Linked DNA regions of Mus musculus: region 2 is linked to region 1. Evidence: chromatin contacts called from ENCODE POLR2A ChIA-PET data. All regions are on one chromosome and are shown on one strand. The core of a region is the stretch at or near the end of the contact, and the rest is flanking DNA. Distances in the headings are between cores, read along the strand shown.

Region 1 (4,964 bases), core at 886-3,385:
AAGGGAGGCGGTGGTGTCCTCTACAAAGGAAGAAATGGGAGCCAACAGAAAGAGCTCTAGGATCTACAACCTAGAAGCCCAGGAGCCTCGCCATGAAGTTGGCTCCACGCTCCCAAGCTCTCTGCACTGCACCCACAGGGATGATTCTCTTTTCTGAACTTGTTCTCAACAGCATGTTGTCTGCTGTTCACTTACCCAGAATTCAAGAAGTAAAACACAGAGAGCTGCTCCGGCAGGGTCTCCGACAGCCTCTGGGCATAGTCCACGATGTTGTCATGCAGGTAGCGGCTGTTGGTGTTGAGCACTAGGTTCTGTTCATGTGCGGCTTGGACCACGGTAGGGTGGCAGTGCCCAACTGCAAGAGGGGCATCTGCATCAAGTGGCCGACGTCACCCAGCCAGCCCCACCAGATGCCCCCTCCGCTCTATCTGCAAACCCATCCAGGGGAGACGAAGTTAACGAAGGCAAAGTGGAAAGAGGGGAGTTAATGATGGGGCGGGGGAGCCCAGAAGAGAGTCCAGCAGAAGGAAAAGAGGGTCAGAAATGCTATCTAGAAAACAAAGGTTTTTAGAGAGGTATTTTGAGACTCAGCTGGAGGGGCACTGTCAGAGGGTCAGCCATGGCATCTGCATTCTTAGAGCTCACGTGCCAACATGGTCAAAGCAAGGTAGCAATAATTAACACAATTACCTACAACACCGGGCAGTGAGTTTACCAAAAAGGCCCAGGATTAAGTCATTTCTCCTGAGACAGGGTCTCTCTGTGAAGCCCTAGTTGTCCCTGAAACTTGCTATGTAGGCGTAGGCCAGGCTGGCTGTTAACTCAGGAGACCCCCCTGCCTCTGTGCCCTGAGTGCTGGGAGAGTCCTGGGTTTTAACCCTTACCTGCCTGCAATGTGCCTTCTAACAGCTGTGGTAGCCCAGTTGGCTGAATTCATACTAAAGTTTCCTATTACCCCTATAGTAGTCAATAGAGGTGAAGGCCTGCTGTCAGCACCCTGCACGAGGCCAAGATGAGCACACTACATTTGTGGTCATGGATGGGTGGACTGTATATATGCCTGGTTTGATGTGAGTTCCACGTGGGACGTGCAGCTTGGACCTTGGCATGTGAACCTCTCAGGCCTGCCTGGTTTAGCACAGCTATGGTGTGGAGTCTTTTCACAAAGACTGGGGTGCCCCCCTGAGCATCCGATTCAGTTCTGTTCAACCCAGGCTATCAGTCAGATCTATGGCCTCAGCCTCCTCCCCTGTCTCACCAAGGGTGAGAGGCGTCATACTGACCATGAGCCACGTTGTTGATACAGTCCAGGTACTCTCGCCCTTGCTCATCGTACAGGTACTGCCCTTGGCCTCGGATAATCTTAACAGGATCCTCAGGAAAAAAGAGTCTGCAGGAAGAGCTGTGGGGACAGGCAAAGGATCGACAACCCTGTCTGAAGACTGACCTCCACTCATTACAGCCCCCTTCACTCCTTCCTGATTCTGGGATGGACAAAAGCTTGCAGGGCACGGTGGAACTTCCCTGCCTCCCCATTCCTGTGAACAGGACGGAGCAGAAAGTTTCTGAGACAAAACTAAGCCTTTGTGGCCCTCTCAGTTTTGCTTGCACACTGAGACTCCTCCAGTCCCAGTGAAAAGGGCTTCGGAATGGCTTCCTGAAGAAAACCCCCTTGTTAGGAGCTGCATCTCAGCCCCTAACATTCCTTGCCAACCCAGTGGCCTTGCTGTCCCCGTTAGTAATGGCTAGCTCCAGTCCTAAGTTCCAACCATAAGCTTCTCTCCACGTGGCACCGAGGATACTCCTCACAGGCCAAGAGCAGACTTCCTGTAACCCTGCCCGTGACATGACTGCCCCCCAGGCCAGGCCCAGCTCCTTATGCAGGTGGCTGCCAGGGGCAAAGCTCGCTCCACGGGACAGGGGACGCCCCGGAGTCGCGGGGTGGTTCACGGCCGCTTCTAGTAGGCTGAGGGAGGCGGGGAAATCAGGGACTCGGGGTGGGCGCTATACGCGCTTTCGGAGCCCACACCCGGTACCTGAGCAGCCGACGTCTCAGGTCCAGAGTGACGGCCTTGGCGCGCGTGTCCGCGGCCATGGCGCCGAGCGGTCAGCCAGTACCCAGATGCTGCGCGCTTAGCTCCGCCTCCGCCCGCGACGTCAGCTCTGGGTGGGGCTTCAGTGCTGGTCCCGCCCCCAGGAGCTCCCTTCCCGGGCGTTTACGGAACTTGCAAGCGAGATAGCTTGCAGTTCACGTCATCACGGGCGGATACTCTCCGCTGATCCATGGTCGGACTTCGCCCTTCTCTCCTACGCCCGAGGTTTCCCTCCCAGGAATGTGTCCCCAGACCGCCAGGTGGAGCGGGACTCTAAACTGCGGCGGGGCACGCCCGAGCAGGTTGCTGTCTCTGCGCTGATAACGTGACACCCTGTGAGGGTAAATTACTGGCACCCTGGAAGGACAAAGGCCTTCCTGGCATGGCGCTGTAGAGTTCGGTGCCACTGCTGGGGCAGACCACGGAGATCTCTAGAAATTCTTGCTAGGATTAGACAGGATAAACTTGACATGTCGCTACAGGAAGAGAATTTTGCAGTGGGCAGATAGGAAGAGGTTTGGAAAACTTCTGAGTCCTACCTTATGTACTGTGCAGGAAACAGGCCCAGAAAAGAACGGCTTTGCTCCGAGGCACACAATAGGCCCGCTGCAGAGGCCGGACTAAAACAAGGTCTCCTGAACTCTTACCTAGCACACTGAGTGACAAGAGACCTCTGTGGTCCCGGAGGTGGGAGAGAAGGGATACTCCCTTATGGGTTGAGCGCTGGAGCTGACTGTCTTGATGAACCCTGGAACAAAGGCCTGAGAAGGCCCCTCAGCAGACTGGGGCAGTCTTGTTCACATGCCAGCCCGCTGCCCCATTCTCCAGTAGCTTATTTCTTTTCTTCCCTAGAAAACTGCAAAATGCTTACAGCACTTATTAAAGAACAGCTTTGTATTCTTGTGGTTTTTGTTTGTTTTTATTGTGGTAAAATATACATAAAAAAACAAGCAATTTTGAAGGGTACATACAATTCAGTGGCATTAGTACATTCTCAATGTTGCATCTTGTCACCAAAACCCAGTCACAGAGCCCTTCCATCTTCCCCAACTGAGCGGTATTTCATGTTTTTAACCATAAACCTACCTAAAAGTCCATCTTCCTGCTCAGAAAAGGCCTATCCTTCCTGTCCTTGGTCCCATCCTCTCTCCATTTTCTGGCATCTGTCCTTTCAAGGCAACCCTGGAGGCCAAGAAGGCACAGGCTGAAAGGAGGAAGGGACTGAACAAGACTTGGATGTAGTGGGGGGCATGGTGGTGCAAGCCTGTAATCCCAGCACTTGGGAAGCTGAGGCAGAGCTGCAACTTTGGGACCAGCCTAAGTTATGTATTGAGACCCTGTCTCAACCAACAAGCAATCATTCCCCTGCCCAACCCTTGAATCCAGAGCAGGGTTTCCTCAGCTGGCATTCACAGTGAGCAGCTTCACTACTGGGCGTGTCCAGTGTCCTGGATTTCAGGTGTATGCTAACCTCGACTGTCTTCTGAATGCCAGGAGTGTCCCCCAATCCTGTGACAACTCAAAGCTTTAAGGACAGGGAATCTAGTAAGGTCGCTTCTCTCAAGCCTCAGAGCCATCTGTCCATGGGGACAGTCATCTCGTTGGTTTCTTTAGCGGCATGGAACACAGGATAGTCAAGGACTCAATAAACAGATACCTCCCTTCCAGAATTATTTGACTTACAAATAATTACAAAGAGAACTGGCCTTCTTGGTAGGGAGAACCAAGGCCTCCTCTCAGTCCTTGAGCCTCATTGTTGAGGCAGGGCACTCCCCAGCGTCTCACTTGGGACCTTGAACAACTCATTCTCTCTGTCCTCACTTCAGGCTGGCACAGGACACTCCATGGCTCTGCATGTCCATTTGCAAGGATACAAGGTATGAGTCCACACGGGGGCAGTAATGGGCCAAGAATGGCCCAGGGCAGCCTGAGGTGAAAGGGAGAGTTTGGGGCGTCAGCCTCTAGAAAGCTCTGCGTGCTGTCCACCCATCGTCAGGGGTCTGCCTAGCAGATTCCATATGTTGCCAAACAACCCTGAAGAAAAATTAGGGGACCTCCGAGAGCACGGGTTCAGTCCCAAGCCTGTCACTCTCGCCTGTCTGTGTATCTCTAAGCAGATAACTATGCACTGTGAGCCTCAGATTTCCTATATGTAAAATGGACACAGTGACACCTACCCCTGCAGCCCTAACGATGTTGTTCTTAGGATGAAGGAGGAGTGCTTTGTTGACTGTAGGCTGTGGTGGGCTTGGGAGGCTATGTCACATCTCCAAAGCAGGCATTGTTACCAGTGAGCCACCTTAGTCATCTTGGTCCACTACATCTGTTTTCTTTTTCTTTTTCTTTTATCTGGTTTCCTAGTTGACCCAGTGTGGCAGAGAACATGGTCTGCTGCTTTTTGCCAGCTCCTCAGGGGGACAGAGGTAGGGACTTGACATCAGCTGTGTGTGGCTGGGCCTCTGCTTAGCAAGGAATGCATGTGTACAGTCTGGGGAGTGTGGCCCTCCTTGGATCTCTGCCCTTGGAGGAAGGGGACAGAGACACTGTCATTGACGCTCCTGTCTTTTCTACACACAGGGAAAGAGCTTGGTTTTGTCATCTATGAAAATGGGCACATTTGTTGGGCATCTTTCTTCAGTTTGCTGTAAGGACAAGTTAGGGGGAGACATGGGCCCACTCTGCAGGACCGTGATTACTATTTGGTCTTGGAGCAGATAGAGCGAGGACAGCCAGCCACAGGTACAGTGAGGTGTCTGATCTGTCCTAGGCTCTCTGTGTATATTCCACAGAGCTGAATCTTACTGAACCACACCTGAATTTTGAGCATTACTGTCTCATGCTACAGATGAGTGGTGTTATTTAAGATGCCGT
Region 2 (4,305 bases), core at 1,734-4,233, 66 kb before region 1:
CAAACATAGAAGGGGATCCAGGAAGGGGAGGGAGGTGGCCTTGGGTGTCACTGAACCTGACTCACTTAGAGATGGGGCAGCTGAAATGGTTCGCTGGGCGAAGTCTTTGCTGTACAAGCCCGAGGACCTGAGCTTGATCCTCCGAAGCCATGTAAAGGTAGAGAGAGAGAAACAGACTCCACAAACCGTCCACTGTCCTCCACCTGCACGCAAATGCATACACGTCAACATACAACAACAAACACACACACATACACACACCAAGAATAACAACAGCAGTAATCATTGCTAAGTATTTACAGAGCTAGGGAATTTGTAATCCCAGTATTTAGAGTATGGAAAGCAGGAAGATCAGGAGTTCAAAGCCATCCTCTGCTACCAAATGAGTTCAAGGACAGCCTGCCCTACAAGAGACTGTTTCAAACAAACAAACAAACAAAAAAGAATTTAGGGGGCTGGAGAGATGGCTCAGTGGTTAGGAACACTGCTTACTCTTCCAGCACACACATGGTAGCTCACAACTATAACTCCAAGATCGGACACCTTCACCCAGGCATACGTGTAGGCAAAACATCAATACACACAGAATAAAAGGATTTAGAATTAGTTTTGACTTTTTTCTCCTCAAGAATGTTCTCACCTCTTTTGCCTGGGTGCCCATAACCCATCCTCCCCGCTTCTGTTGGCAAGCAAGACTTGTGTGCACAGCACAGTGCATAGTCCAGCCTTGTGCAACCTTCTCCTTAGCCAGACAGATAAACTCCTGATTTCCCTTCTCTCTCTCTCTCTCTCTCTCTCTCTCTCTCTCTCTCTCTCTCTCTCTCAGATAAACTCCTGATTTCCCTTCTCTCTCTCTCTCTCTCTCTCTCTCTCAATTTATATGAGTACACTGTAGCTGTCAGACATGCCAGAAGAGGGCATCAGATGTCCCATTACAGATGGTTGTGAGCCACCCTGTGGTTGCTGGGAATTGAACTCAGGACCTCTGGAAGAGCAGTCAGTGCTCTTTACGGCTGAGCCTCTCTCCAGTCTGATCTTCCTATTTTTCTAAACTCTAAATACTGGGATTACAAATGCCCTAACTCCACAAATACTTGGTAATTATTATTGTTGCTGTTATTCTTGTGTCTGTATTGCAGAGGCTCTGCAGGATGATCCATGAGGCAGTTCTGGGACAACACCTGTGTGCCACCTTTGGGGAACTCTCCAGGCCCTGGCCTCCCTTCAGAGCTCCTCTACATCTGAACATGTCCAGATTTCTCCAGCTCTGGGCCTCAGAACCATGAATACACCTCCCTGAGGAAACATTTGAATTCTGGGCTTCTGTCAGGCTACTTGCCCAGAGAGGCATTTCCTCAGGTCCCCAAGACCATACGTGTGCTCTTATGGTCAATGTTCATCTGTCTCAGGCAACCCCGCTCCCCCATATACCTGCAGTCCCTGCATGACTGAGATACCAAGTGCTGTGAATGAGGTTTCTTAAAGAGAAAAATCCATTGTTAACATTTGACTACGGTAGAAATAGAAAACAGAGGCGGCAAATCGGTACCTGCTGGGCCACAGTAATGTTTTGTTGTTTAAATGAAGTTGACTTGCCTGATACAAAATTATCCATTTTAACTTAAGGTACTGGGAATTGAACCCAGGGCCTCAAGCAGCCTCTGAGAGAATGCTCTCCTACTGAGTCACACCCCAGCCCTCTGTAAGACAATGTAAAAGGAAAGTGCTGTCACCACCACCTGATTCCAGGACAAAACCCGATAACTTGCAAGGATCATCCTCATTTCTCCCTCCCTGTGGCTTCTAGCACTAGCCTGCATTCTGTCCATAAAGGTTCACACATGGTCTCTGCTGGGTTTCTTTGACTTACCATCACTTGTTAGAGGTTTGAGTTGTAGCATGAAATGGCACTATGCCTTTTCTGTGGTAAGTAATATTCCACTGTATGGTTGGACCACACTGTTTATCCTTTCACTAATTGCTGGAGGGTTTGACCTGTGTCCTTCTTTTGACTGTTATACACAGGATTGCTATGATCATCTGAGTGCAAGCACTTGTTGGCATACCTGATTTCTTTAGTCATATACCCAGGAGTGGAAATGCTATCATGAATCTGTTTAACTTACTGGTTTGGTTTTTTTTTTTTATCTTAAAAACAACAACAACAAAATTACGTGTATGTGCCAGCGTGAGTAAATGTGCACCCAGTGCGAGTAATGCCCCCAGGGGCCGGGGGTGGGGGTGAGGGGGGGGGCGTTCCATACCCTGGAACTGGAGCTGCAAAGGATTGTGAGCAACCACGTGGTTGCTGGGAACCAAAACCGGGTCCTCTGCTAGAGCAGCAAGTACTCTTAACCACTGAACCATCTCTCCATACACAACCCTTACCACCCCACCCCACCCCACCCCACCCCACCCCACATCTATGTTTAACTTTTTAAGGAAGAAAAGGTGTTCCAACTTCTTACTCTTGAACGTGTCTGAGTGTCCAGCCTTCGGTTTCCGTCCCCGCTACTGGCTTACCCAACCCATATGACTCATTTACACTATCAGTCTGGCCCCTAAAGGCATCTGAACCTGCCGCCCCTAGAAGGCTGCACAGGTAAATCAACCTCCCTCCAAAATAAAAGTCCAGCGGCTAACTACTGTAGACGCCTACTACACCTCTTCGGCTCTTAGAGCGCGTCTTGGGTTTATTCTCAAACGAGGAAAGTGGCGCTTACCTGAGAAAGAGGCGGCAGAGACCTGACCAACCCATCCCAGCAAGCCAGTTTGGAAGCTGGTTCTGGAAGGAAACCGGGTGAGGCGGGCGAGGCCCGAGTTGGAGGAGGAGGAGAAGGAGGAGCAGCAAGCAGTGCGGCGCGCGCTCTAGAGCCTCGTCCGGGCTGGGGTCTGCAGAGCTGCTGCACGTGAGCGAGCGAACGAGCACGCATCGCGGTGGCCGCTGCACCATGCGCGGCTAGCGGTGGGGTCCCGGCCCCGCAGCACCCGCGAGCCCGGGCGGGGCTCAGGTCGCTCGGGGGCGGTGCCGGTTCCCGCCCCCCACATCCGGGGGCCGGGCTGGGCGCTGGGGCTCGCGCCGCGCGGGTGAGTCAGGCCGGGTTTTCCCTCCGTCTCTGGGGCCAGCGGACGAGTGTCGCCCAGTGCGTCCTTTGCCCGCCGATCCGGCTCCCGCGCGTTCCCGAAGAGCCTGGGAAGAGAAAGGTTCGAGACCGAGCTGGGGACTGCAGCGCGCCCTAGGATTCACGGAGCCAGCATGGTAAGTGGGTAGGGCGGGTCGCTGAGGTCGTTCTCGGACACCCGGCGGGGGTTGGCAGGATGCTGTGCGCGCCCCGGTGTCCTCTGCTCCCGCGCACGAGGCTGACCTGTAAATGCATTTTCCGTGGAGCATCGCCCCGATCCCCACGCCGCAGCTAGGAGGGGCAGGCGCCCTTGGCGCAGGAGTCTGACCTCGGCCTCCGCCCCCTGCACCAGCTCTAAGCAGGCCCCACAGACGGCGGGCGGGAGACGTGCACCCCACCCCGCCCCCTGGGTAGCTAGGAGGGCCTCCGGTAGTTCTGGGATCCCTTGCTTCCTCCACAGCCTTCCTGGGCGCAGTTCCACCGGGATGTCCAACCTGTCTTCTCTGCCGCCTTCCCGGGGACACCACTCACCTGCCCTCACCCTCAGGGTACCCTCTTCCTGCCTCAGCCCCCTACTGTGTCTGGTCCTCACCTGGGGACCTGCGAACAGGGGACGTCCCAAGGTCTGGGACTCTGTTCCAGTCCTGACTTTAGCCTTTGACAAAAGTAAGGACCAGGACTCTTAAGGTATCTCAGTATTAAGATGGGAGCTTGGGACATACCCAACCCAAAGATACAGATTGGGAATGGTTGTCCTTGGGCGGGAGCAGAGGCGGGAGGCCCTCCTGGACCTAGAGATGAGCCTCCTCCCAGGCTCTCACAAGCAGGGCTTCTCTGCCGACTGGCTGCGTGTGGGTGTGTATGTGCAAGACTGAATGAAAGCGACCAGCTAGTTCCCGACACCGCCTCTAGCAGTTTCCTGAGCTCAAGAGTCCCTAAACCTGCGCCACTTCCACTATTTCTTCTTCTTACCTCTTTCCCCAGGGCGGGCAGGAGGGATCTCTGGGAGGGGGGTTAAGTTCCATCCCTCTCAACCTTGCCCTTGGGAGAAACAAGCATGGGGGGCTGGGCAGGCTACGTAGACAGCAGAGTATACTAGTGGAAGGTGACCCCTAGCTGGGACAGCTGGGTGTAGTATAGAGGGCTTTACTGTGGGAATCCAGATTGGTCCTCAAAGCGGAGT

The links. ChIA-PET counts read pairs that join two places held with the same protein, here RNA polymerase II (POLR2A).
Region 2: POLR2A ChIA-PET joins it to region 1 with 20 read pairs in embryonic stem cell. The contact joins the promoter of D930048N14Rik here to the promoter of Phykpl in region 1. POLR2A ChIA-PET finds 5 or more read pairs at or near these places in 4 of 5 experiments (Patski and embryonic stem cell).

Annotation. Positions count from the first base shown.
Region 1 is chr11:51,581,952-51,586,915 of GRCm38, reverse strand. It overlaps Phykpl (5-phosphohydroxy-L-lysine phospholyase), which reads right to left and starts at 2,135. Exons shown (of 13, transcript NM_028398.3): 1 at 2,037-2,135; 2 at 1,284-1,402; 3 at 196-355. The coding sequence starts at 2,095. It overlaps Col23a1 (collagen, type XXIII, alpha 1), which reads right to left. Exons shown (of 29, transcript NM_153393.2): 29 at 2,991-4,964.
Region 2 is chr11:51,649,632-51,653,936 of GRCm38, reverse strand. It overlaps D930048N14Rik (RIKEN cDNA D930048N14 gene), which reads right to left and starts at 2,983. Exons shown (of 4, transcript NR_027958.1): 1 at 2,724-2,983; 2 at 66-203. N4bp3 (NEDD4 binding protein 3) reads left to right here and starts at 2,864. Exons shown (of 5, transcript NM_145974.3): 1 at 2,864-3,259. It overlaps Gm30058 (a long non-coding RNA gene), which reads left to right. Exons shown (of 2, transcript XR_388627.1): 2 at 1,140-1,847.